Regions from separate parts of the Mus musculus genome. Here all the other regions are linked to region 2. Evidence: chromatin loops called from intact Hi-C (ENCODE). Cell type or tissue: left cerebral cortex. All regions are shown on one strand.

Evidence for each region. A loop is a pair of places that touch in the nucleus more often than their neighbours do. Peaks named below come from ENCODE experiments on the same cell type or tissue, not always from the same donor. Only the 100,000 strongest peaks of a DNase experiment are listed, where the experiment ranks them.
Region 1: it touches region 2 in a loop (2.1-fold over the local background); 9 of 42 quality-filtered maps call a loop at or near these places.
Region 3: it touches region 2 in a loop (4-fold over the local background); 3 of 42 quality-filtered maps call a loop at or near these places.
Region 4: a loop joins it to region 2, with 5 times the contacts of the local background. A loop is called at or near these places in 3 of 42 quality-filtered maps.
Region 5: a loop joins it to region 2, with 2.3 times the contacts of the local background. A loop is called at or near these places in 11 of 42 quality-filtered maps.
Region 6: a loop joins it to region 2, with 2.2 times the contacts of the local background. A loop is called at or near these places in 2 of 42 quality-filtered maps.
Region 7: it touches region 2 in a loop (3-fold over the local background); 13 of 42 quality-filtered maps call a loop at or near these places.

Annotation. Positions count from the first base shown.
Region 1 is chr4:95,741,734-95,745,733 of GRCm38, reverse strand. The region is part of intron 7 of Fggy (FGGY carbohydrate kinase domain containing); the gene reads right to left. Among named protein-coding and RNA genes, the nearest start is that of Fggy, 190 kb to the right of the region's middle. In left cerebral cortex, a CTCF peak has its summit at 2,492; a DNase peak (open chromatin) is centred at 2,537.
Region 2 is chr4:95,051,367-95,055,366 of GRCm38, reverse strand. It overlaps Jun (jun proto-oncogene), which reads left to right and starts at 3,145. Exons shown (of 1, transcript NM_010591.2): 1 at 3,145-4,000. Junos (a long non-coding RNA gene) reads right to left here and starts at 3,050. Exons shown (of 5, transcript XR_867920.3): 1 at 2,985-3,050. In left cerebral cortex, a CTCF peak has its summit at 1,999; DNase peaks (open chromatin) are centred at 1,458, 2,043, 3,026, 3,597 and 1 more place; H3K4me3 peaks cover 2,565 bases; H3K27ac peaks cover 2,365 bases.
Region 3 is chr4:95,922,831-95,926,830 of GRCm38, reverse strand. It overlaps Fggy (FGGY carbohydrate kinase domain containing), which reads right to left. Exons shown (of 16, transcript NM_001113412.1): 15 at 3,845-3,906; 16 at 1-108. The coding sequence ends at 27. Among named protein-coding and RNA genes, the nearest start is that of Hook1, 43 kb to the left of the region's middle. In left cerebral cortex, CTCF peaks have their summits at 1,819 (motif pointing right) and 2,392 (motif pointing left); DNase peaks (open chromatin) are centred at 1,843 and 2,393.
Region 4 is chr4:94,976,875-94,980,874 of GRCm38, reverse strand. It overlaps Mysm1 (myb-like, SWIRM and MPN domains 1), which reads left to right and starts at 1,775. Exons shown (of 20, transcript NM_177239.3): 1 at 1,775-1,871. The coding sequence starts at 1,810. It overlaps Gm12694 (a long non-coding RNA gene), which reads right to left and starts at 1,754. Exons shown (of 3, transcript XR_867913.3): 1 at 1,099-1,754; 2 at 54-217. In left cerebral cortex, a CTCF peak has its summit at 2,142; DNase peaks (open chromatin) are centred at 1,262 and 1,745; H3K4me3 peaks cover 2,118 bases; H3K27ac peaks cover 1,318 bases.
Region 5 is chr4:95,725,422-95,729,421 of GRCm38, reverse strand. The region is part of intron 6 of Fggy (FGGY carbohydrate kinase domain containing); the gene reads right to left. Among named protein-coding and RNA genes, the nearest start is that of Fggy, 170 kb to the right of the region's middle. In left cerebral cortex, no CTCF peak of the experiment used is centred here; no DNase peak of the experiment used is centred here.
Region 6 is chr4:95,184,174-95,188,173 of GRCm38, reverse strand. No RefSeq gene overlaps it. Among named protein-coding and RNA genes, the nearest start is that of Gm12708, 7.1 kb to the left of the region's middle. In left cerebral cortex, no CTCF peak of the experiment used is centred here; DNase peaks (open chromatin) are centred at 2,164 and 2,494.
Region 7 is chr4:95,731,964-95,735,963 of GRCm38, reverse strand. The region is part of intron 6 of Fggy (FGGY carbohydrate kinase domain containing); the gene reads right to left. Among named protein-coding and RNA genes, the nearest start is that of Fggy, 180 kb to the right of the region's middle. In left cerebral cortex, no CTCF peak of the experiment used is centred here; a DNase peak (open chromatin) is centred at 1,992.

The DNA.
Region 1 (4,000 bases), 690 kb before region 2:
ATCAAGGACCCTGAAACCAGGTAAGCAATCAAGGACCCTGAAACCAAGTGACCTGGACGAGGAACTGTCAGTCACCAAGGTTAATTTCCTCCATTATGGTCAGTTAGTGCAATAGCCCACTCCATCCCCCTTGCTTTGTGTTTCTATCTCATACAAATGTTATAAATCTTCCTTTGAGGATGCCATTCATATCCCTAACTGGCTGCCTCCCTGAGCATTCAGAAAATAAAGCTTTTATTTTTTTATTTATTTTTATTTTGAAGCTTCCATATCTGAAGTGAATTTTCTAGGCTTCCACCCCAAACCCAACAACATTAGTAAAACCATTTTTTTTTTTTGGCTTACTTAGAGAAATAAGCTGAACTGATAATGGGACACATTATCCTTGTGGATACTTGGAGACAGAGCAAGGCTTCTTAGACACAGTGCTGGTGAACTCTACAGCTGGGAGAGACTGCACTGTGTGGGTTGCACTGTGGCTGGTAACATCTATGGTTTCAATTTGCTACAGACTAGTGATCATTCTGCCTCCTTGGGTATTTCCAGATCCTACTAGGTGGACCATGGGTGCCTAAAGTCAGCCCCCATTTAAGATCAAGTATCCTAGAGAAAATAATGTGAACCACGGACTCAATCTCAAGTACAAAGCTCGGGAAGATACTAGTTATGTGATTTTCGAAGTCTTGCTTTGTGCCTTACAACATGGGAACTAATCTTTACCTAATAGAATTGCTGTAAACAGGTGAAAAGTATGTGAAGCAACAGGCAGAGCCCTGGAGCCTTAGAAGATGGGTAGGAAATGGCCATGTATGGTGGTTCTTATCGAAGATGCCAATATTATTGGTGTATTACTAGAAAAAGCATAACTAAAGTTTAAAAGTGAATGAACAAATGCATTCTACTTCCCACGTCGTGATAATGGCATGGCCTGCTGGGAGTGCAGTTCAAGCTATCACTTGTCCAGGGATCCTTCTGTAATTTCCTGTCTCAATTTTGAGAGCATTTCATGTTTTACCAAAGCCTTCCACACTTAGCACAAATAACTGTAATTATAGCACTTACTTGCCAGTGCACTAGGCTGCAATTTCCCAAAACTCTTCTGCTCCCTCACATTCACCTCCCGTCTCCACCAGCTCAGAAAGCTGCTTATCAGTGGATACTCACTGGAAGGCTTTTCTCAAGATCTGTTACTTAGGTAGATAATCTAGGGGACAAATTCAAAAGTAGAAGAGCCACAAAGTCATCGGGCCCTCATTCTATATCACTCAGTGATAAGTATGAGCTATGGGATCTGACTAGACAGGCTTACTCACAGGCCTCCACCTCACCGCGTAGTTTCTGACAAACTCAGAATACCAGCCAGTGTTGCCTCACTTGACAAATGCAGGGGGAGAGCAGGATGTGCAGAGCTGTTTTCTGAACTTCATGTGAGATTACAAGTCACGTCTGTTCATAACTCAACTCTGAGACTCAGGTGCTCCCATGGCCAAATAAGGGGTGGCACATCTGCTCTGTTCAACTACAAAGTTGCTCTGAGGAGTAACTGGGCAGAAATGTGCTTCTCCAGTCTAAAGTTTAGAAATGTAACAGACCATTGCTAATAACAATGCTTGCTATAAAATCACCTCATCTTATACACATCTGTGTATAATAATTATAAGTAAACACTCCCCAAATCACATTATTGAAACCTGCTGCTTCCCCACCCTCTCTCCCAGAATACAGAAAATGGTGAGATAGTAACTGGCATGGTTTGTCACTAAAACAACTGTGATTTGTCCTAGCAAGGCAAGAACCAGAAGTTCTTTCCCTAAGACTGGCTAAATAAATTCCTCTGCCATTAGAAAAACAAACAAACAAACAAACAAACAAGAAAATGCAAAATCCTTATTTTGTTTCAACACAACTCAGAAGAGCAGTTTAAGCGAATGCAACATCTGACAGAAAATCCAATGTTGAGAATCAAAGACCTGTGTTCAACCTAGCAAAAATGTATGATTTTGACCAGAGCATGTTAATATGAGCGTAACCAGAAATTATGGAGATTCTGATACATTTAGGTGTAGATGAAGAATTGCTGGGACCCAATGCTTCTTCCTGAAGTACTGAACCAAGTACAGCTAGTATGAAAGGACAGCGGCCTCAGCTGAAGTGAGTGTCCACTGGTAAGGGAATGCCATTCTTTCATTCACCCAGTCACTAACTGTGACACCAGCTACTCAGGATGAAATGACTGTGCTATAAGAACCTACACATGAGTAAATAAGATGATACTGACATACAAACCAGCAAACATAACAACAAGAACACAGACAAAAGAAAGAGAGTCAGGGAGCCAGGGAAGGTTTCTATAAGAAGATGGCAGCATCTTCAAGCTTCGATGGAGAGTCAGAAGTCTGTGTGATAGGCAGGACCCACTGAAAGGAGTGGGGCCTGAGAGAGAAATGAAGTTGTTATTTTCTTTCAGGACAGTTGGGGCGCTGGAGCCAAGAACAGACCTGGAACAAAGTTAATGCTATTTTTACAAGCTAGAAAAATACCAGCAGCAGGAGTCCTGGCCGAACCACCCCCACAAAGTGCAAACAAAACCCCTCCTATCTGCTGCCTGTCTGCCGGAGAACTCTCTAACCAGTCCTTTCAGAACAAAATGTTCTTTTATCTTTGATTTTTTTTTCATTCCCACAAAGTCCTTCCTCCTCTCTTTCCAGAGCTGGAAAACACATGAATTGAGCTGTGTTGCTCTTTGATCTTTATCTTCCCCTCCCAGGCTGTCTTTGGGAATGAGAGTCTATGGGATATTTCTGCTGAGAGTTGACCCCTCCTCCTGGTCAGAATATGGGGTCCATAGCTGGTCAGGTCAGGCAAGCATATGACAGCCCATGGTTGTCAAGGCAGCTTTGTGAGAGGCCTGCATGGCATCCCATTACAAAGTTAGGCTCTTATATTGACATTTGGGGGTCTCAGCACTAAATTCATCCAACCAGTACTTATGGCTGTTTCTGGAAACCTATACAACTGAGAGTACTGAATTCCACATTCTCTTAGAGGACACGAGAAAGACAAAACCAGGGCACCTGGGGAGACAGAGCGAGTTGCATCTTTAGATTCTTCTTTTCTGCCTGACTATCTCCCGGACAGGAAGTGGAAGTTCTGTTGAGAGATATTTCACACCTGGGAGGGAACTTCATAAACAAATTACGTAAAAAAAATTGTGGGTGAATGTCTTTCATCCACAAATGAAAGGCATTCATCCACTAAGGTCTTCCCTTTCTAATAGGTATTTAGATTCTGGGGTGAGAAAACCAAAAAGAAAGGCTTCATTATTGGGTGCCTAGTATGTGGCAGACCAGTATACCAACAACTTCCTTTAAGGGGCGTATGTATGTATGTGTGCATGTGTGCGTGTGTGTATGTGTAATGTATATATCATCAGTTTTCACAGAAAAAAGAGATGAGCCATTGATAATCTTTTCCATCAAAGAATAAAAGTTTAAGAGGTAGCCCATTTGTAGGTAGAACAAGAATTTACTCTGGTCAGAAACCTGCTATCTCAAATCAATACTATGAAGCTACATAAACACAAAGCAGGAAGGAACAAGACAAATCTCTCACACTTGTGTGTTTGCTCACTGCTGATCATCTCCAGGTCCACACCCAGAACAGACAGGTCTGCACATGTTGGATTGTTATCTTTATTGTATCTATGGTCAAATGGTCTTCTCAGGTCTCTCAGGCTTTTGCTTTCCTCTGCAACCCAACATGACAGGTGGATAATGAGTGCAAGTTTTGCATCTGGGCCTCTCTACCTTCCCAGATACTCTAATCCTGAGCTGGCTGCAAGGTGATGATGGGACAAGAGACGGGAAAAGAAGGTATAAGGATAAAAGTTGTCCAGAATTGTCAGTAATGAGAATCCCTTCAGTCAACCTCTCCAGTCAGCACAGACCCGAGTTCTGTCCTTTAAGAACCTAGGACTTTACTCTTATCTTTGAACTTCACA
Region 2 (4,000 bases):
ATCCTACACTTATTAAAGCCCAAACAAGGCTTTTGGTAAGTCTTTGGAAGACTGAGGCAAACCCACAGGGGCACAGAAAACAAACACCAAGCAGAACCAGGCTTTACTTGCAGAAGTGGACTGGCTGGGGAGAGGTCCTGAAAATACTCAAGTTCTATCATTTACTGGGATCTCTGTTCCTTCCCTCGCCAAGCAAACCTCTGTCTCCGCCCTATTATACATGTTGAATGGGGTGCAGGGTAGCTCTACCTCAGAGGAAGGCACACATTTGGACCTGATGTGGTCTCTATTCACTACCTCTCAAAGCCTGGATGTAAACTTTATGCTGTAACTGAAGGGTGTTTTCAGCTGATTCCTCTTTAGAAGGAAAGAATGCAGGAAGGACCCCTTTCAGACCCTCACTCTCAGGCATGGCCAAGTGACTGGCTTTTGACAGTGGCATGAGAAACGATGGGTGCCACTTCTAGGTCAATACTCTAAGAGCCAGTGTTTTGCTAAGTTCCCCCTTTAGTCAAAGCCGACAGGGCTCCCTGCATAGCCACAGTGGGCAAGTAATTGGAGGAAGCAAGAAACAAACATTCATCAGCCTTTGGGATGTTGGGTTCTTCTTTAGGGTGGCATACCCCAGCCCTTCCCAACTGAGCTTCCAGCACGATATGGCTAAAAAGAGCAGAAGCTGGGTTGTGGAGAAAAAAAAAAAAAACAAAAAACAAAAAAAAAAAAAAAAACCTTCTCCCAGGCAAAGAGGAAGTTTATGATCCAAGCAGCAGCATTAACAAGAGCAGGGATCTGTTTCGCCTTGGATGAAACTGCTATTTCTTTACCTAAGTAGGAAATCAGCCTCTTAAGCCACAGGAGGCAGAAGATGCACAGAACCCTTGGGCAAAAGATACATAATTACACGAGGGCCTAGATCTGGGAGTTTCTAAATACAGGAACAACAAAACAAAGTCTATGCCATCAGCACCAATTTCCGAGCAAATAACTAAGACTTTAAGGGAAAGTTTGCCAGAGTAGAAAAAAATACAAAGGGATGTAACACAGACCTGAGATCACTTTCCAGCTGTCTGTATACCCTGAGCAAGACGCATGGACTTTCTGGGATAGTTTCCTCCCATGTAAAGTCTAGGTAAAAATGTATGCTTCTTAAGATAACTGTGAGAAGAAAACAGCATACTTAAACTGCTTGGAGTAACTGGCAGATAGGTGGTGTTTAGTGGACGAAACTTATTTTATTACTGTTATCATAAATCATGTTAAGTATGAGCTCCTTGGCAAAAAAAAAAAAAAAAAAAAAAAAAAAAAAAATAGGGCTGCGGACAGAGGAACTCGGTTTCCATTTGGGGGAAGTAAATGGCTCTAGACTTCACAGAAACCCTGCTCTACCCTGCCCCCACCAAGGTCAGCGCTTGACTGGTAGCAGCCAGTTACCCTCTGCAGCCGGCAGTGAAAAAGAGCTGGCGGGTTTCCCACCGATACCAGCTGCTATTGGGTTCTGAATACTCAAAAGGCAAAATATCTTAAGGCTTCAGGGTACAAACCCTGAGCTGAGTTCTGAGGCAGCAAAGTCCAAATTAGAACCTTTCTAGGTCCAACTTCAAACTTCAAGTCCTAGGCTGAAGGGAGGCTTAAGGGAAGAGTTGGCTCCCGGTCCTTTTTCTATCTTGCTTACGGGCTCCTGCCAAATCTCAACCCAGGATCCTCCAAATCACCCCACCCCCACCCCACCGACGGCCCAGGGTAACTCCGAAGCTGGTAGGGAAGGGGGCTATTCTCAGAGTCAAAACTAATGCCTGGCAGCCCGGTGTAGTGGACCTCATTCGCTCTACTTCTAGATGAGACCAATAAAGCTCAGAGAAGTTCTGAGATTTGCCCTTATGCCCTGGGAGAACCAAGCTTGCCACCTCTTTAGTCCTGAGGGGTGGAGGGTGGAGGGCTGATAGCAGAACCTTAGAAAAGAAATAACTTACATGTGTCTAGCGCTTCCTAGAGGCCGCACAGGATATGACTCCACCAGTGAGCGGGGAGGGGAGTTTTCAGCCTGTTTCTACCAGGGACTCCTGCTTAAGCACCGTGACTTGGGGCGAGTCCGCAGCTCTCAAGGCTTGTTTTCCCAGAAGCAAATCAGGGAGGGAGGAAGGGCGGGCGCAGACTGAGTGTGCGCGGGACCGTGTGTATGTGCTAGCGCAGGCGATCGCCGAGGTTTCCTGAGTTTCGAACCTTTATATGTTGCTTTCGACACCCCATGGGCGCTGGGCTAGCATCTTTCACACCTAGAGGAGGGGTCCCTCGGAGGCAAAGCGAACACCCCTCCCCCGGCACGTCCAGAGAATAAAGTGTTGTGCCGGGGACCCTGATGAGTCGGTTCCGAACACCGCAAATCTCTGGTTTCCAGGTACAGCACACTGCGGCGCAGATCCTTCTCCGAAACTAAACTTCCAAGCATACTCATCTTGGAGGGCTACTCTCAAACCCGCTCAACTTCAACGCACTTACGTGCTCCCACACCCAGGGCGCACACAACCCTTTTAACCCGCATCGCTCTGTCCCCCGGAAGTGCGGGGGTGCGGAGCCAGCTTCAGTCACTCAGATCATTCAGCCCTTTCTCGGGCGTGCGTGCGTGTGTGTGTGTGTGTGTGTGCCCGCGCGCGGGCGCGCGCCTGTGTGCAACCTTCACTCCCACCCAAGCTCTCCGCCCCCGGCCACTAGCGCGCCTCCCCTGCTTTCTGGATCCCCGCGTCTCGGTCCCAGTCCCCAGCCCTGAACTTGAGCCCGCCTCCGACAGACTCCGCAAGGGTCCTGCCGACCGGCAGCCTCCGTCACTAGACAGCCAAACCAAGACGTCAGCCCACAATGCACCGGGCGGGCCGGGAAAGACGCGCCGGGGAGGGAACCCGGGAACACAAGCCGAAGCTGAGCGCGGGAGGGGGGGGGGGGAGGAGGAGAAAGAAGGGCCCAACTGTAGGAGCGCAGCGGAGCATTACCTCATCCCGTGAGCCTTCGCGGGCCCAGAGAAGAATCTTCTAGGGTGAGGTCTCCATGGCGACGGGTGGGCCCGCCCCCCTGAGAACGACGCAAGCCAATGGGAAAGCCTCGGGGTGACATCATGGGCTATTTTTAGGGATTGACTGGTAGCAGATAAGTGTTGAGCTCAGGCTGGATAAGGACTCAGAGTTGCACTGAGTGTGGCAGAGACAGCCTGGCAGGAGAGCGCTCAGGCAGACAGACAGACAGACGGACGGACTTGGCCAACCCGGTCGGCCGCGGACTCCGGACTGTTCATCCGTTTGTCTTCATTTTCTCACCAACTGCTTGGATCCAGCGCCCGCGGCTCCTGCACCGGTATTTTGGGGAGCATTTGGAGAGTCCCTTCTCCCGCCTTCCACGGAGAAGAAGCTCACAAGTCCGGGCGCTGCTGACAGCATCGAGAGCGGCTCCCGACCGCGCGAGGAAATAGGCGAGCGGCTACCGGCCAGCAACTTTCCTGACCCAGAGGACCGGTAACAAGTGGCCGGGAGCGAACTTTTGCAAATCTCTTCTGCGCCTTAAGGCTGCCACCGAGACTGTAAAGAAAAGGGAGAAGAGGAACCTATACTCATACCAGTTCGCACAGGCGGCTGAAGTTGGGCGAGCGCTAGCCGCGGCTGCCTAGCGTCCCCCTCCCCCTCACAGCGGAGGAGGGGACAGTTGTCGGAGGCCGGGCGGCAGAGCCCGATCGCGGGCTTCCACCGAGAATTCCGTGACGACTGGTCAGCACCGCCGGAGAGCCGCTGTTGCTGGGACTGGTCTGCGGGCTCCAAGGAACCGCTGCTCCCCGAGAGCGCTCCGTGAGTGACCGCGACTTTTCAAAGCTCGGCATCGCGCGGGAGCCTACCAACGTGAGTGCTAGCGGAGTCTTAACCCTGCGCTCCCTGGAGCGAACTGGGGAGGAGGGCTCAGGGGGAAGCACTGCCGTCTGGAGCGCACGCTCCTAAACAAACTTTGTTACAGAAGCGGGGAC
Region 3 (4,000 bases), 870 kb before region 2:
CACAGCGTCTGTACGGACAGGTATGTTCAGCTTCCATTCATGATTGCTGAATACTCCTTCTGGTGCTCAACCATTCTCAGAAACACTTGATATTTCTTGTCATAATATCTGGGGGGTACAAAAAGGAACACATTAAACACTGGCAAAACAAAGCTGTTGTGTGCCTTCCCCCTAATTTAGAAGGATGGGAATGTATCTGTTATGTTCAGACGGAAATCTAAGTTTTTAGTGTATGAAGCAAAGGGGTTATTATGCTTCATATCTATTGTGTATAAATGACATGCAGTTCTGCAAGATGCATGCTTGACATGTAGGTGTTTTATCAGCAAGGTGCATCCAAAGTGGAATAGCCTGAAGTGTAGCTGAGGTGGGATTCGTGCTTAGAAAGCAGTGGCTTCTGAGCCTCCCCTGCATGTACTGAATGGCTCAGGCTTAGCACAGACCCCTTCTGATCCCAAGCTTAAATACATCTGTCTGGCGTGACTAGCCACAGGTGAAAACAGCACCTTGGCCAGATTTAAGAATGAGCACTTTAATCCCCTTTGTGATTTCCACATATCAGTGACTTTGGCAGACAGCCTTATCCAGGTGTTTGGCTTATCCAACGGTTTATCTAGGGTAAACTCTGTAGAAACGAGACCAACATCTCCCTGCACCTGGCTCTACCCTCAGTGTCTGGTAGTGACCCTGCTAACCAGCCTTCTCCATCAGACTCTTTAGGTGAGACCTGTTAGAACCACTCTTGGCTGTAAGACTGGGTCTGCTTAGGCATCACCATGCCACAAGGATAGCAATAGTACGGAGCATCATAACTTTTAAAACTCTGTCTTTACTCTCTTTAATGGGGTGGATGAATCCAATTCAACATTATTTGGTAGACTCTGGAATGTTCTGACAATGACCCTTATAAGGGATGTTAACCATTGTGAATTGGGATGGGGAATAAGAGTATGAGAAAATCTGGGAGTGCACAGAAATTTGTGCTTGTTCCATATTTCAACCTTAAGCATTCTAGAAGAGTGATGTCGGAACTGTGATGGGGCCAAACCATGGCTGAGAAGGGGATTTGAGGCCAGGACTTGAATTACACAACCCATGCCTACAAAACCCATCTATGCATAAATTTCCTCACCTGCAAATCGAGATAGTTACAGGATATACTGCAGAAATGTTGTGAGGATTAAGCAATATGTGAAATGAATGAGAACAATGACTGATTCAAATAAATAATGTAAGTATGAGTTATTGCTTTGAAATAATCCATATTCTACTATTATACTCAATCTACGATTGTGAGATGCTGCTAAACCCCGCTCCAAAGAATTCAATTCTCAGTCAGAGAATGGCTTTTAGAAATATTTTCTGCTTCTAATGATATTCTATGACAATACAAGGCGGTGCAATTCTTCTGTGGGGTGAGATGGGTTTCTAACTTTGTTATCGCAAAACTCTTAAAGGGGGCTTTGCTCAGCAGCCTCTCTCACACAGCAAGGATTTTAAGGTAACAATTCTACTGAAACTCCATTCATTGGAATACCATTTGTCTTCTTGCAAATGTCTTTTTTCACTCAACAGGAACCCACGATTCACCCTTTCCAGGTTGAATAATTGGAATCATTGTAACAATTTGCTTACTGAACTACAGTTACTTTATTAGACATTAAATTCACATACAGCCAGCCAGCTGAGTTATCTCCTAAATTCCCCTCCTCTCAAACAATTGATTGTCTGTGGCTCGGGACCAAGAAAATATAAAGTTAATGAGATTTGAAGCCAAGAGACAGGAAGAGGAAATGGGGTCTGGCTTTCTAGTTGCAATCTTTGTGCTGCCTGCAGATGGCGGCACAGCACTGTGCATTTGCTTCATGGAAACCCTGCCAGCTGCCATCAAGACACCACAGTCTTCAAAGAAAGCATGAGCTGAAGGGATCTGCAACCCTATAAGTGGGACAACAATATGAACTAACCAGTACCCCGGAGCTCGTGTCTCTAGCGGCATATGTAGCAGAAGATGGCCTAGTCGGCCATCATTGGGAAGAGAGGCCCCTTGGTCTTGCAAACTTTATGTGCCTCAGTATAGGGGAACTCCAGGGCCAAGAAGTGGGAGTGGGTGAGTAGGGGAGCAGGGCAGGGGAGGGTATAGGGGACTTTAGGAATAGCATTTGAAATGTAAATGGAGAAAATATCTAATAAAAATCTATAATTTAAATTAAAAAATAATAATTACCCCTGGCAGGGGGGTGGGGGAGAAAGCACATGGATTTTTTTTTTTTCTGAGAATGAACTTAAAAACACTTCCCTGAAAAGTCTTGAGAAGGTCACAAAAGAGATGAAGGGGAATAAACTGCTTCTCCTTTCAAACAAACGGCATAGTTCAGGCACCCTCTAGTGGACACCCTCCACAGCTTCTCCATTCACTGGGAGGGGCATCTCTGTTGCTGGGTTGAGTTTCCTATACCCATGCTGCTCCTCTGAGCTAGGCAGTCAGAGAGGGCTTCACATGCAGGGTCTTTAATAGCCTGATTCCATTTGGAGACAATAAAATGAGTCTAGACTGTCATTTTAGTAAGCATTTCAAGTTCTCAAATAATGGACCTTTGAGACATATAAGGAAAGTGACATGGTAAGACTTTAAGTTTTAACACCAAGTGCTTTCCTCCGGGACTTGCTCCTTCATCTTCAGTGATTTCATAGTGACCCTGATTGCTAATGTGGGCTGCTCCAAAAGCCTTCGATAGAGCCTCCTGACTTCTAGCCTTAGCTCTCACGAACCAATTCTGTATGACTAAACTTTCAAACTGTCCATTTGATCAGGTCTCATCACTGCTTAAAACTCTGACCCCAGGGGTCTTTGGCATGGCTCCAGGGGCTTCATGGGCTGACTTCTGCCTGCCTCACTTCCTCATCTCACCTTGTGTTCTGATTGTAGTGATCTCAGTATAAAAGCTGACCCTTTGCATAGATTATTTCCTCTACCAAGAATGTTCTTCTCTACTTTGGCCTGTTTGGAAATGACTTTTAAACATTTAAAGTCAGCGGAGACATGGTCTTCCTCTAAAATTTTCCTTTCTCCATGCATGGTCCCAGTTATTCCTTCTTCCGGTTATGTTGTTGCCTGCTGGCATTTCTATGGAAGAATTTATTCATGTTAACTTAAAATCATCTCTCTGTATAAATCTAGTAGTGCCTCATCGCTCTCTGCATCCTTCCCAGAGCTCAGTTCATGCTTTAAATATAGCAAGCACTCAATAGATAAATAAATAAATAAATATTTTTGTTGACTTGGCATTTAAACATGGGGGATTTTCTAGCCTTCAGTGCCAAGAAATATATAAAGGGTAGGAGAATGCCAGCTGGTCCTTTGATGTGAACATAAAAGATTCCCATACTTTAGCATAGAGAAAAACAGATTTCTTCCTATGATTCAGGATGAAAATATTAGTCTGAGAATTTGGAAGTTTGTATGTGACTCCAGCTCTGACCAGCTAAGCTTTGGATCTTGATAAACCAAAGTTCTCATATTGGGAGGAATTCCTTCAACCTCTAAGTCAGTGATTCCCAACTGGTGGGTTGCAACCCCTTTGGCAAACCATCTCCCCAAATATTTACTGTAATGAATTGTAATATTCATAACAGTAGCAAAATTACAGCTATGAAGTAGCAATGAAGTAATGTTGTGGTTGGGGGTCACCACGACAGGAGGAACTGGCCGCAGCTTTAGGAAGGCTGGGAACCGCTGGTCTAAGTGAAAGAAGAGCCAGGGTTGATCCAAGGTCCATCCCAGAGCAAGAGCTGCCCCTCCTCCCATGCACTCTCAGTCTCTGGCAGCTTCATACAGACTTACTTTTTATCAGCATGTTCCGGAAACACGACTTTCCCCACTTTGCTCATCCTTGCCATTGCCTCCTGGTAAACGGAAATAACAAAGAATGCTGGGTAAAGAAGGAGACCATGGACCTTACAGGAAATGGATAGAACCAGGAAAGGCCATATTGAGTGG
Region 4 (4,000 bases), 74 kb after region 2:
CCCTGGCCCTGCCTGAGTAATGGGTACTGCATTATTCCCTCTGGTAGTTTTACCTGGCTCTTGAGTTAGAGACTGGTGTTTCTATTTTGCATTTCCCGATTAAATCCAACAGGCACCTTTAAGTGCCTATGCTCTGTCAGGCAAGCTGTTAGCATTGATTACTAGATGAGTCCTCTGACAATGCGCAAACAAATAAACACCATGGTTCCAGGTTGCCCTGAAAAGTAAAACACACTATTCAGTTCCTAAAGCACGGGGCCCTCATTTTACAAAATTCTTCTGCCTCTCCTGCCATCACACTCTCAGGCTGAGGTGTGAAGTAAGCTCGTTTTATTGTTTCGTTCACTTATTATGGGGTCCGCATAGATCCAACATAACTCATACATCAAGTGAATGATGTATTGTATTCAAGCTGCTACTGATCGACCAAGGCCGGAGAACATAGAACAGAGTCCGGAGAGTGACTTTTTAGGGGAATTACATAGCATATTTAAAGGATGAAACCATAAAGTAAGGGAGGGCAAGCAGGGTAGGCTGTAGCTTCGGCCAATCATATTTTGACCATAAAGGGTTGAGCATGCGAATTTCCACCAATCAGAATAGGAGCTGGTTCCTGGGCCTGGGAACAAGAACTTAGTTTGACCCTACAGCAAGCTGGAGAGTGTCCTTGAGATGGCTGGACTCAAACTGCTGTCTCCTTACAACTTTCCCTGAGATGACTGGACGCAGACAATTGTCTCCTTCTAAGTTGTCTCTGAGATGGCTGGGCTCAAATAGCTGTCTCCTTACAACAGAAGCTCCCCCAGGGCCTGGGACCTTGAATTTAGTTTACCCCTATGATTAAATGAAGCCTGAAAACGACATGGTAGTACTTAAAAAAAAAAAAAAGAACAAGTTTATTTTGCGGGGCGTGGTGGCGCATGCCTTTAATCCCAGCACTTGGGAGGCAGAGGCAGGTGGATTTCTGAGTTCAAGGCCAGCCTGGTCAACAGAGTGAGTTCCAGAACAGCCAGGGCTATACAGAGAAACCCTATTTCAAAAAATCAAAACAAAACAACAACAAATCAGGTTTATTTTGCTGGTTCCCAATACACTTACCTGTCCAACACAGCTTCTACTACGTGAGACACTGTGCTGAACGCAGGCAGTGTAAGGACTACCAGACAGGTTTTATCCTTAAAGAAGTCACAGTCTGATCGAGAAGACAATGAGTCATGGATTCTAACTGTATGAGAGACAGATTTGAGGGCAGAAAAATGCAGAAGCAAGACTCTGATTTCTTGGAAAACCGTTAAGTTCTTTGCTTCACAGATTCCCAGCAATGATTTGTATGTATATGGCAAACACTCAGGGCAGAGTTTAAAAGATCAATCTACCAAGCTCTCTGTTTGAACAATCACGTCAGTTTTCTGAGTCTATTTACTTATCCATAAAATAAAATCCGTGAAACCTGCATCCATTCCACTGGGTCATTCTAATAATTCACGGTGGCGGGCGGGGCGGGTAGGCGCGCGCGCGCGTGTGTGTGTGTGCGAAAATGAACCAGAGACAATGGATGCCACAAAGCAGGGTCTCTCGCCTGAATGGAAAAAGATCTGCTGTGAGTTAGCCCACGTAAGACGTGAGAGAAGTGAGATAACCCATGCGGTCCTTGGGGAAGCAGCTTTCACGCAGTCTCCTGGTCTTACTCGCCGGAGTTCCCCGGAAGTGCGCCACGCCAAGGCCCCGCCTCCGGCCCTGGGCCCGCCCCCGGTCCCGCCCCGCCGCATCTCGCGGGATCTCGCGAGTACGCCTGCGTCAGGTGCAGTCATGGAGGCGGAGGAGGCGGATGTGGATGTGGAAGGAGATGTTGCGGCGGCTGCACAGCCGGGGTGAGGCGCGGAGCGGGGTCCTGCGGGCCGGGCTGTGCTAGGCAAGGGTCGGAGGATGCGGTTGGCCGAGGGTCCGTGTGGACGGCGTCGGGACCCGGGGTGCTCCCAGCCGGAAGTCGGCCGGGTCCGGGAGTGGACCCGGTGCCCCAGGTTGCACTGTTTATCTCCACTTTCTGGGCTGCGATGGACAGTGTTTAATTCGGATTCCTACCTGCATTCGCGCTGTCTCAGGCGCCTCACAGCATCTTGAACACTGGCGTCTAATTTAGTCCTGCGCCCGCTAGCGACCTGGTCCAGTCGTTTGATTCCTCCTTCTCAGAGCAAGTTGTTGAAAACTTGGGGGAAAGGCAGCTTACCCTAAAGGATCCAGATTTTAGAGTTGGACAAGTCATGTTTGCCTTTTGCTTTTGCTCTTCCTGTTTACTGTCACTCTGACCGTGATCAAGGCATTTGAGGCATTTCCAAGCAAGGCTCCGCTTGCTTGGAAACCAAGAATCACTTGTCGATCTTACTGTTGTAAGCATCGAATGAAATAATTCTGAGAGATGTTTTAGCATATGGAGAATGCTCGGCAGATGTTTTCTTTGCTGTGTTAGGATAATGTAGTGAAGACCCAGTTAGGGGTGTCATGCCAGTGCCTGCAAGGACGGGCAGTGTGATTTTAAACTGAACCTGATTTGACACGTGCCTTTAGGAGGACGCGGTATCCCTCCTTTTAAGTAATGGGGGCCAGATAGGACCTCCTGTAGAAGCCAGGTACATTACTTGTAACTTGTCAGCGACTTCGTTAGAATTCTGCTGAAGTACATACTATTACTAGTACTGCTCCATTTTCAGCCCATATAGTTCATTTGACAGGAGGGCTGCTCCACTGTAGACTGCCAGTCCTCCTCTATAAGGCACCAGAATAAGAAGCATTTTAAAATAGCCAGTGAGTTCTTAAAATGTGATGAAAATGAGGGGTAGTTAACTTCACATAAATATTTTCTCAAAAGTTCAAAAGTTACGTGGATAGCCTGAGATAGCAATAACTCTACACCAGTGTGATATATCAGACTTGAGCAAGTGCTTGTGATGTTTGAGAATCGGTGACCTCAGTGGGCGAGGGCAGTTTGGAGTTCATAAAGGAATTCACCTGGTGTTCAGTGACCGTCACCTGAAAGCATTGGCTCTGTGCCTCTCTCAAGGGTTCGTTTTAACTTTCCTGGTTGTGTTTAGTTTTTCATCCCTTTTTCTTGTACCATTTTCTTGACACTTGAGACTACTGGTGGCATGTTGTAATGTTAACCTCGTATGTTAGGTCTCAAAGGAGAGACAAATGATTACCTGAGGTGCTGTATTACAGTGGAACTGGCCTCCAGGTTCTTAAAGCATCCTTCAGTCTTGCCTGTTGCAGGGTATGGCTGGCATACCCTGCCTCCTACCCTATTTTCTTTAGCCCTGAAGTTAGTCTGCCCTTCCCCCAGCTGCCCTTCTCTATATAATTCAGCCATTTTGGCTATCTGGCCCTTTTGGTCTGTCCTTTACTCTATTGGCCTGTCTCTTGGCCCAGGCAGCCTCTCTCTGTTGCAGCTTCTCTCTGCATTCTCTTTACATGGCCCAGTTCAGGGTCATATTCTCTCTGGATGTTCCCCACCATTGCATATGCTCTCCCTTTTATCTACAATGAACTTTCTTCTCCGCCATACTTAGGAGCAGTCATGTCCTGTCTTTTCTTTCCTTCCCTTCCCTTCCCTTTCCCCTTTTCCCCTCTTCCCCTTTTTCTTTTCCCTTCCCTTCTCCTCCACTCCCCTTCCTCTTCCTCTCCTCCTTCCCTCCATCCCTCTCTCTCCTTTCTTCCTTTCTTTCTTTCTTTCTTTCTTTCTTTCTTTCTTTCTTTCTTTCTTTCTTTCTTTCTTTCTATGCAGCATGCAAGCAGGATTAGGAGGGTCCTCATGTCAGCCACTGCTTCTGGAGCATCACTGACATTATGTGGAATGGTGCCCTGTAATGCTGGAGTTTGAATCATGTTGAGTTTAGTGTGCCGAGTGCCCCTTGAGGTATTTTGTGTTACAGGGGACAGTAGCATTTAAGGAACTCTTGAAGATTAGTTTGAAACATACCAGTTTTAAGCATTTACTGAAAGCTAG
Region 5 (4,000 bases), 670 kb before region 2:
CTTTCTGCTATTGTTTTGAAAAGTGTATATTTCATCTTAGAAGTGCTCTTTTTAAAGCCCTACTCCTCACATTTTTGACAGGGAGCCAGAGTGCTATTAGGAAGAGTGTGATTTCAGCAGTCAGTTTGATCTGGCTTTGGTTGCATGCCTCGACTTTCAGAGCCTCAAGCCCTCTAAACTCAGATTCTTTGTAGATAAACATCATAAAATCCATCTATAAAGACCATTATCAAGATGCAAGCACACTGTCCCTACAGTGCTTGGATGCTTCTTGTGTCTGGTACTGAGATTACAGAGACCAAAGTGCCTATGCATCCCACAGGTTCTCTATCAAGAATGCAGATAGGACTGAAGAGAGGGTGGTGAGTGTGTGTGTGTGTGTGTGTGTGTGTGTGTGTGTGTGTGTGTGTGTGTTTCCTAGTATTCTTACAGATTTTACAAAGAAATGTCCAGTTTGTAAGGGGAGGGGGTGTATCTGAAACATTTCCTTTTCCTTAACCCTTATATGGAACGTATGCTGGAATTTTCCCTTGTCAAGTTTGTTTCAAGAATTCATGTGGTTATGAATTTCCACATTTCTATTTTCTATGCCGTTGTCCTGACAACCAACCATTTTACTGGACAGATGATGAAAAGAACACAACAAGGTGTCTTTCTTCAGTCAAGTCTAGTTGGCAAAACCCAACAGCAAGGAAAGAATGTTTGAAAGATGACAGGGTTTAGGTGTGATCTCCTTAAATAGAGGACAGATGTATGGATAAGTCTAGGGGACTCAGAGCACATGGGCACAAAGAGAAGCTGCTGTTACAGAACTTACTTGAATGTAACAGCTACCATGTTTCAAAAGCCAGGCTGTAAATAAACATTGAACCTAAAGCCAAGAGCAATGGGTTTTTCTTTCTGTTTGTTTGATGTATACTAGATTTCATCAGAATTCAGAAATATCTCAACTATATGAAGAAAGAAACTATGAATATAGCTTTTTAACTTTTCCTCCAGCAATGAGAATTCTTTTGCCATGAAATGAAAGGTTCTGGAGCCCAACAGCAATTCTGCTCTGCCTCAAGTAAAGAAGGAAATGCCCAAAGGCTGATTGATGTAGGCATTGTTCTTACACTCCAAGGATGCAGATTCATGGACTAAGATTCAGAGGTTTGATTCTAGAACCTGACCTGTGCCATCAGACCATCTACCTGGAGATTAAAGAAGGGATGACGCTTTGGGTTAAGGAGTATTCTCCCTCCAATACAGAGGGAGAGCTGGCCAAGTTGTCATTTAATCAAAATATTGGAGTCAAATCTGTGAATTCATGCAATTGTAATAGAAGATTCCAGAGTCATGCTGTGACTTTACAGCACTTAAACTCTACAGCTCTCGATTACCTGGGGTGGGGGTAGCATACACATTTTGGGGAAAATGGTCAACTGATAAAAAATGCAAAGTTCAAACTTTATAAATCTAATTTCTATGTTTTAAAAGTCTTATTCTTTGGACAGAGGATCTAGAAAAGTGAACAGATTTTAGTCAAAATGATAATTAGCTCAAAGCCCCAAAAAGAGTCCCTAGTCACCATGTCCAATTACCTAGGACACAAGAAGGGGCCCCCAGAGGAAGCTCTGAGCACAGCAAGAACCAGCTCTCCACTCCTACAGGAGTTAGTGTTCCGAAAGGCTAGAGAGAAGAAGACAAAGACAGAGAGAGGGCAGGAAAAGGGAGGAGAAGGGAGCTAAGTGTCACCTTTTGGGGTTGTTTCCAGAGATGGCATTTGGGTTACACATCCTCTGGGAGGTACTCAAAGTGGGACACCCATAGTAGTAGCCCACCAAGCCCTAGCATAAACAACAGAGCTGACTTTTAAAAGATAAATATGGAGAACATGAATTTGAAGGTAGTTAAGACTTAATTATAGGAACTACAAACACAAAGAGTAAAAAAAAAAAAAAAAAAAAAAAAAAATGCTGTCTCTTTACATTTCCCCTTCCCAGAGATAAATAGTAATGAAATTTGAGAAAGTATCACATGAGACTCCTCCACAATATTAAGATATGCCTTATTCAATTCCTTGTAGCAGAGTTAGTATGTTTATACAACCGTAAAGTCTGTGTTTTAAGCTCAACAGATGTCTTTCCTCATCAATGAGTATCATATTTTCTATTAGAGAATATATCATGATGTTATGGAGATGACTTGGTCAGAAAAGTGATTGCTGGGCAATCAGAAAGACTTGAGTTTGATCACTAACATCCAGATTTAAAAAAAAAAATAACCAACAAGGAGTAAAAGTGCACACATCTGTAATCTCAGCACTTCTTAACAGAGAACAGGAGAGCCTTGGGGCTTCTTGCCAGCCAGTCCAGCTGACTGGTGAGCTCCAGGTTCAGTTCAGCCAGAGACCCTGTCTCAAAAGCTAAGCTAGAGATTAAGAAGACATTGCTGGAGACCCCTGTTTTATACATGCATATGTGCATCCATATGTGCTTACATACCATATAAAAACATACATACAACACACACACACACATATGCACCTACACACAGAGGGGAAAATATACCACACTTTAAGATATGTCATATTATTTAACCATGTCTTAGAATTGAATATTTAACCCTTCTTTTTCTGTTTCAAAGCAATCCGGACTTAGCTTTATTTCAAAGTATACTGTAGGGGGACGGGGCTAATCTGACCATAAAAAAAAAAAAAAAAAAACAAAAAAACCTGTAATTTAGATCTTCAGTGACCTTCAAAGACTCATATACTTAGTCACCAGTCTCTGATGCTGTCAGAAAGTGGTGTAATATTTCTGAGTTGTTGCCCAATAGAAGGAAGTTAAGCTATCTAGGTATGGATATAAAGGTAATGGCCTCTTCCCCTCTCCCTTGGCATCCTAAATTAGCAGCTGTGTTACACCACACACTCCATACCCCAAAGCTTTATGTTGACATTTGGCGCAAAGCTATAGTAGTCAAGCAACCATGGACTGTCCTCTCTGAAACTGTGAGCCACATGAAATCTTTCTTCTTTTGGTTTATCTTAGGTGTGTTTTCTGTGGAACAGAAAGCTGACCCACACAGAGAGGAATAAACAAGGCTAAGAGATAAGGGGAGAGAGTTGTATGAGTGGCTAGTGAGAATTATTTATACTACTCAGCCTCCTGATTCAGGGAGGAATTGAGAAAGTTTTGGCCACACAATGTCTAGAAATTTGATCAAACAATATTTTGAGTATTTCTGTGAGAGACTTTTGGGGTGAGTCTTATGCTCACACCTGAGTAACATTCCTCAGCATTTTGCACACCTCTGGACTTGAACCACTGCTCTTCCTGTGCCTCACTTGAGTGTGCTGACCCTATATTGAAACTATAACATGGGCTCTCTTGTTCCTCAGAACTTTCGATGTGGGCCCTAAACCAGAAACTCTAGGGATTCCCTAGTTTCCAGAACTGGGTGAGATCATTTCTTATAATGAGTCCCCTTCTTTCTTGACACACTCTCACTCACCCTTGCCTCCGCCACACAGACCCTCCCCCTATGCCTCTTAGGGTGCTGTGATTAGCACAGAAATTGCAGGAAAGGCTGTGAGCTGGTTCAGATCAGGAATAGGCTAAGTTTAGCATGCAGGTTATGGACAGAATCTTACCGTTTGGCTCATCCACATTTTGTTCTCTTGATTTGTGACAACAATAAGTTTAATGAATCACTTGTAACATAGTGACTGGGAATTTGGATGGTCTGTATCTGACCTCCTCAGTGTAAAGAGGAACCTCACGGAGCCTTTCATAAGTTAGATGGGGGATCTGGCACCTTTTTCTGGCTTCCTCGGGTACCCGGCATGCATGTGGTGCACTGATATACATGCAGGTAAACCACTTATCCACATAAAATAAATAATTTAAAAAATGAAGAATGAAGCCTTTAGATCTGATCGGGCGAGAAGAAAGGGAGAAGATAAATGAAGTACAGGCTATGAGTACCTAAAAGGCAGCCATTAGAAGCTCAGTTC
Region 6 (4,000 bases), 130 kb before region 2:
CAGCAGCCCAGCCTTCCTACTTTCACATCTTTGTTGCTGGATATACTTAGATAGGTGAGCAATAGCAAGAGATGAGGTGCATTCATTTGGAAAAGAAAACTAGGTCTGACCTAGTTGACTCTTCCGGTCTCAATCTTCAACTCACTGTTCTTTAGATCCCTTCCTATTTAGAAGGGAGGCATGCATGAGTGAGTGGATAAGTGAGTGAATGTTTAATCTTTGCTGGTCCAACTTCTGCACTCTAATTCCTGAGGTCAAGAGACAGAACCCAACTGGTTCTGAATCCAGAAGAAAAATTAATCAGACAGGAAAACTGCAGATAAATTTAGACAAAAAAATTTTGGGGAAACTGAGATGGGGTGAAGACAGCATTTGGAATCTCGATTCACCAGAGAAGTATTCAGACACATTACAAGGTAACATGTGTGGCCCCTACGATCATTTCACGATGAGAGTAAGAACTTGTGTTTCAGTAGCAATTACTCTGGTCCAGGTACCCGGCCAACCATATTTACACAGACTCATTCATGTTTGTGTGTCCCTGGAAGGTAGGTGCCTAGGTCAGGAAGAGAAAGGTCATGATGCAAAGACAAATGAACAGAAATGGCTCATTTACATACAGCTCCTTGCTTGCTCATGCTGTACGTTCACCTTTCACTGCTGTGGGGGGAAGCTTCGGTGATCTCCAAGATTAAGAAGCCTAGGAGATCTTAAAGTCTAAGAGGGAAAGGAAGATGGATGCAGGAGCCTGGAAAGCAGGAGATGGTCAAAGAGCCAATCCAGTGAGCTTTGAAAGATAGGACCAAGGGTCAGGGAATGGGACCTTGTTATTTGAGACATCATGGGTGGAATGAAGCTTTCCAAGATATAACCCAGGTGTGGCTCTGAGTGTGGGTGGATGAATCTCTGTAAAGGTAAAAATCCCCAGAGCCGGGGTCAAAGAGCACCAGATGGAGTGATGCTGGTCTTCCTGGGACAACAGGGATCTGGGGGAAGGTGTAACAATCCTGTGTTTAAGTGAATTACAGCTTCCTGGGGTATACATTTTAACAGAAGAGTTTGGAGAGAGTGATTTTTTTTTATGTTCAAACAGAGATATATACAATAAAAGACCCCAAGGAAATGTGTGTGTGCATGTGTGTGTAGGCCTACCTTCCTTCACAGTGGACGGCTTGAAAAGCAGTCATTATGGAAAAGGTACATAAAGTTACACATGACAGCTACCAAGAGGGACAGAAACACAAGTTGGAACTTCTTTCCATTTCTATTCAGTAATAATAATCTCAGAAGTTCCCTGGGGCTCCTTGATCTGTTGTGCTCCCAAGACGACACTTTGAGAAGCTGTGTCCACTCTCTCGTGCCTCATAACAGACATACACAGTATATATTCAGGACCCGGTGGACAGCTGCACTTTCTACATATGCCTGCTGGATAGCTGGTGTGTGTGTGTATGTGTGTGTGTGTCTGTCTGTCTGTCTGTCTGTGTGACTGTATGTGTGACTGTATGTGTGTCTGTCTGTGTGTGTGTCTATGTGTGTTTCTGTGTGTTTCTCTGTGTTGTGAGACTGTGTGTGTGCCTGTGTGTATATGTGTGTGTCTCTGTCTGTGTATGTCTGTGTGCGTGTATATTCAACGTCCACAGAGAGGCATTCAGTGATGGGGTTGAGGGTGGGTATATGTGCTACAATCCACAACTTCCACAGGGTGTGCTGGAACATGGAGCATAGAATAGGGCCACCTAGGGCAGGCACGCTGTAGAGTTCATGTTGCTGGGTACTGGTGAGGAAGACAATGGAAACAGCAGTTCCCAGAAAAAGTGAAGAATGGAGGCTCCCTGGAGGCCTTTCAGAAGTTCTGAAGTTGGGTGGTCTCCCTTTCACCTCCAGGATCGTCCTAGGGGACAAGGGAAGCAATATGATAGGAAAAGATACTTGACTACAGGTGGCAGAGCTTGAAGCTTCTCAGGGAACATAAAGAGAGAGGTATACAATGAGCCAGATTAGATATTTGCCTCCAAGGAGCTGTCCTCGAAGCTTAAATTCATAGGTAATCAAAATGGTTGAAGTTTTGTCCCTAAGTGAGATCTGTCCACCATCGCCTGCCAGTGAGCGTGTGGGCCACCTCCACTCCCCAGCCTCCATCCCCCTAGTTTGTGGTCCAGTTTAATTAAGAGCTCTGCCAGTCCATTAGTCTCAATCACCTCTCTAATTGGGCACCAGCTGTGTTTGCTCTTGACAAGGACTCCTTTATGGAACTTCTAAAATGCATTACATGAAAAGAGAGAGAGAAAAAAAACCCTAACAGTTTCTGGGTTATACGGTCATAAAACCCGAAATATTTGTTTTCTACACAAACGAAAAGTGCATCTCTCCCTCCCCACCTCCCTCCCCACTCGTCTATCCCAGAAAATATCCTTTGAAAAGCTGGAAGGGAGGGAATTGAGTAACACATTCCCCATTTGTTCGGGTTCTGAATATGAACGTTGATTGTGGTTTTGCATAATCACAGGTGTCAGTGCATAAAGACACGAGACGTTTCCTGGCAGAAATGCGAGACTGGAGAAATTGAGCCATGAATGGCCCCATTTATAGATACTTACCCTTGATTGACAGAATGACGATTAGGAGTGAATATTAGCAGCGCTCTTTGAATGGGCTTCACCTCGTGCCAAGCACTTGACATGGATTATCTACTTTACATCTGGCAAGAGACTGAGGTGCGTTCTCCTTCCCCCCCATTTTCACAGATCAGGGAAATGAGCCCCAGAAAGGTGGTGCAATTCATGTTCAAGATCACACAGCTCACCATTGGTTGGCCTCGCACCAAAATTCCTTTCTGCTTCTCTTCACCTAAACCAAAGTATTAGTGGATGGAGCCAACTTGCTCTGTTGCAACAACTACAGTGTCAACAGTGACCCCCTCATAGTGGTCCAGAGTTCATAGCCATAAGCTCTTCTACAATTGCTGTCCCATATGATAGGACAGCCTTGTGAGACAAACAAGCAATTACCATAATCTTTATCCCAAAGGAGGGATGGAGGTAAAAGGCAGGACTGTTTACCTGAGTGTGTATCAGCAGTAGACAGGAGTAAACCTTCCAACTCTACTGTAAACCCAAAACATGCCTTCCTCCTCTTCCTACCCTCTCATGTACAGACCCACTCATTCATCCAGACAATCATGTTATATTCTGTTTCCCTAACCTTAATATTTATGCATCTATTCAGGACCCTGCCTTGGAATGTGACCTTCACACAACAGGAAATTATCCTTTTGTTAATTGCATTTCCAAGCCCCTAGATAATACCTAGAACTTAGGTGTGCTTAACTGATACTGTTGCTGAATTCATTCAAACAAATGCTAATTTATCTACTCAATAAGTACTGACTGAGCACCCCCTGTGTGTTAAGTACATCAAAGTCTCAGGGATGCTGCGGTGACCTAGGCTGGTCTGGTAACCACCGCCACAGAATGTCCATGCCAAAAGAAGGAATGAGGATTGACAGACCAGTTCAGAAGACCCTTGCTGACTAGGAGGTGTGGCATGTGGGGCTTAACAGGGTAATAGGGCAGAAGGTCTTATCTCAGAACTGTTCACATATGTGAACTGACTTCACAGCACACAAGAAATTTCCAACTCATCTGGGCTTTGACAACTTAGTTACAGTACACTTGAATGCAAGGCTTGGGTGTGTGTATGGGGCCATCCTGAGGAGGAAGCTCCTGAGTGTCCTGAAGGACTCACAGGAAAACAGTGGAATGTTCCAGGCCCCTGGAAAAGCAGATGGCAAAAGACCAGCTGGCACAGTGCACGGGTGGCTGAACCCAACGTGCGGGGTGGCAAGAAGGAAAAAGAAGGAGAGATGACTGTGGCCCATGTCCAAAAGTACTATGTTGGGATGGTTAGATTTACATGCCAACTTGGCTAGGCTGTCTTACCCAGGTACTCAGAAACATGAAGCTAGGTGAGGCGGCAAAGGCTTTTGTAAACACAGTCA
Region 7 (4,000 bases), 680 kb before region 2:
CATCTACGTTTTCTCAGCCAGAAGCACCATAGAAAGACTAGGGCTGTTAGATGCAGCCTGATAACTTGCCCAAAAGTTTTTATTCACCAGAAAATTGAATAAGCCACAGCATTGTTCTTCCCAGAGCTAATCAAGATGTCCCTGACTCAGCATCTGCAATCTCTTCTATGCTTTGTCAAACCACTCTCTCATATGTTTCACAAACCAGATAAATACCATGCATAGAAGATGCTCCATACCGATTTTTACCTACCTTGTGCCAAGTTCTAGATGTTGGAAAGCAGCCCCTACGATTTTAAAAGATTCACACTGAAGTCTAAAACTAAGGGTTTGGGAAACTAAGATAGTAAACCATGGAGAAGATCTCAGAAAGGTGGAATGTGTGTGATGTGCTTAAAGAAATGAGGAGGGCTTCCTAGACTGACCTCAGAGAATGAATGACATCTTCAAGGTAAAGATAACACATAGGAAGTGCTTGGAATGACTTCCAAAGGTGAATAATAGATGCTATCATACTAGAATTAGAATGTTCCAGAAAGTAGCTCTATCAAAAGAAATGGTGGCTCACTGTAGGGAGCCTAGAGGGGCCAGGAGTTGACATAACTATTAAGCCTATTAGAATATAAGCACTGTGAGGGGTGGGGAACAGGGGGTGCCTATGAAAGGGGCAGCACATGGCTGGAGACAGCAAGTCTCTGAGAACCTGCCCATGCTTGACCCTTGGATTTGTCTTTTAAAAAATTTAAACCTACTGTGTGAGGAAAAGGAAACATTATTTTATCTTTCAAACACCCAAACAAGTGAAAAATGAAGGCTGTAGAATATTATGCAAAGGAATATGACTTGAATCTAAAAATAACAATGTTGATAGATGAATTTATAAAACTACATACCTAGGAGGTAAAACACACATACAAAACTTATGTTTCCAATGGGGGTGTGGGTGAATCTGTGCTCCTTACTTCCCTGTGCTCTCTTGTGTTTTACTTTGAACAAGTGTTTCTTATATAATAGTTTTAGAGGTGCTTCTCTTCTGGTTTGGTAAGAAAGGAAGAAAGAAAGAAAGAAAGAAAGAAAGAAAGAAAGAGAGAGAGAGAGAGAGAGAGAGAGAGAGAGAGAGAGAGAGAGAGAGAGAGAGAGAGGGAGGGAGGAGGAGTGGGGAGGGAGGGAGGGAAGGAGGAAGGAGGCAGGCAAGCAAGCAAACTAACAACAAATAAACAAACCATTTCATCTATTCTACAGAATCCTATATAGAAAATACTTGAGGAAGAATTAAGGTATGAATTTGGGAGAAAGACTGAGATAAAATATGGGACAAAGCCAGGATGTAGAATAGTGCTCTTAGGATCTCATATTTGTGATCCTTTTAAAGATTCTAAACATTCAAGTACATGAGCACATGTACTTCTAGAAGTTTCTAGAAAAATAAAAATTAAAAATTAAAAAAAAACCACTTGATTTCTGTAACAGTACAGATAGGATGTGCTGTGAAGTACTCTCCTGAACCATCTATGTCCTTCCAGATCATGACCTCGTGTGTTTGCTTAAAACAAACCAAATTGGCTTAAGTTTAAATAAAAACAAAATGAGAGCAAATTTCCTGCATCTTTTCCAAGTCCTGTTCCTCACGCTAAAGATAGGAGAGAAACCCATGGGCAATTCACCTACACTCTGATCTCTGGCTGTGTTACTTGTTCACCTTCAGATATCAGATGGCCCTGAGGATTCCTGGGCCCCATGAATTCCCATGTGAATGGACATATTTGGCCTGAGTGGTCCAAGCTGGAGCCTACAATTATCGGGTAGCTGCAGTCCCTCTTCACAAGCAGAGCTCCTATTACAACAAACCTTCCCCTACCAGTTTTTCAATTATCTATGACTAATGAGCACTCTGGGAACAGTTTCAGACACACACATAATCCTCTTTCCTGATGTCAGCAGCAGAAATTAATGACTATGTGGATTGCTGGGAGACAGAAGATGCATTATAATGGTCAACAGAACTGTTATCCTCTCCAGGAAGGGGGGGGAGGGTATTGAATTAACTGGAAGGTTCAGTGTTCCTTTGTATTCTGAGAGGGAGATGAAACACAGGGGGAGATCTGGCTCCAGGCCCACGGAAATGTCAGAGAGGTTTGGGCGTGGGTGGCATGCGACCCTGCTTCCTTATGCTTGCTGTGGAATGCTGGTACCAGCTCGGTTGGGCAAGGCTGACAGGCCAACCAGATTATGTCCAAGATTGTGCTAAAGGACACTTTGCCTTGCCAGTTGGAGAGAATGCTGGAATTATTTCAAACTCAAGTTACTTTCAATCTGATTTAAAAGTGGGTAACAAGACTGAGAACATACAATTCTCAATCACTATGCAGTATTCAGAGGCATTTCTTAAGTTTGGCGTTTCACACAGACATGACACATGCTTGAATGGTTCCAGAGAATGGTAAGGCCTATCCTGACTCAGATCACATGGGTAGGTCAGCTCTGAGGATTTTCTAGAAAACTGGGACAACTGATAGAAAATGGCTAAAAGGATTGTAGTAGTCTTGGCTCCTGAATTGGAGTTACACTTGTATTAAATGATTCATCCAAGTAGAGACTTCCTGAGAACCCAAAGCTAGTGTTCTTCTTCCACTCTTTAAGGACAGCATCTGATACACCTCCTAGAAATCATGTCATTGTGACTAGAAACTAAATTCCATTTCCATTACTGATTTCACATCAAATTGTATGATATTCATTATCACTTATTATAGAAACGGTGGGTGAATAGACATCTACTGTGTGCACACACTGTCCCAGAGTAGCACCTAGGTTAAGGATTAAGATAGAGGAGATCTTTCTAGCAGGTACTAGTTCTTTCTAATACCACTTCTGAATTACATCTGTTAGTTAACATGTCTTATAATTACTCCATAGTTTAGACAGTTTGATACACATGGAAGATCCCTGACTTTGTATTCTTACTTGGTATTAATATGCCTTATACTCCATATGCTTTAAATGTACTTTTAAATAACTCTTACATACCATATCCCTATATTTGGTTTTATACATCTCTTCCAGTAGAAAGATAATAGCTCACAGACTTTTCTCTCTACATCTTATTTCTTTCACTCCCAAGTATCTAAAACATACTTTTAAAAGTAATGTTTACTTTAGCAAAATTACACATTTTTGTTTATTTTTTAAGATCATAAGACATAGATCAATCACCTTGAACAAAAAGATTAAAGTTGCACACCTATATGTGCCCACCTTGTACAGAGTTTCAGTAGAAAGTAAACAAAACAGATGAACACTAAATTTGACTCTCAACCCTGGATATTACTGGGGGATAAATTAGTAAATTAGTAAAGAAACTAATATAATCCCACCAGTGATCCACTCTCATTTCTAACTCAGGACAATGACACACATCAAGAGCAATGTACATACCTAGAAAATGGCAGAAGGCATGCTGGCACAAAGACTCTTCCTATGGCAGCAAGAGACTACATATACCAGATTCTTGCAGAATACAGCTCTCAAGTCCTCCCAGCTGGACAAGCTGGTTCAAAGAAATCTAATTAGCAACTAGTTACTGCAGTAGGTCAGTGAGCTGAAGAGCAGTATGAACATCTTGTATTTCAACAACATAATTATTCAAGTCCATGAGCTGTTGGTAACTGTTCTTGGAACATTTCTGTTCGTATAACTTTCCGTCCTAATAACAAATCAATGAAATGCAAATTGTTTTAGAAAGCAATATATGTAGGTCCTATAACTTAGGGTTGAAGTATTAGAGTTTATTATTTCATAGAATAGAAACAAAACTACAAAAGAATTTCAAAATTTATTCATCTACCCAGGAAGGGAAGAGAGGGGTTACATTTGAGGATCAGATCAGGGTCAGGATTCAAAGGTCTGACTCCAAAGGCTGAAATTTTCCTAAATTACCATCGAATTTAGGAACTCGGGTAAGGTAAAGACTGCAAGGAATCGGAAAGCAAAGCCCCACTGA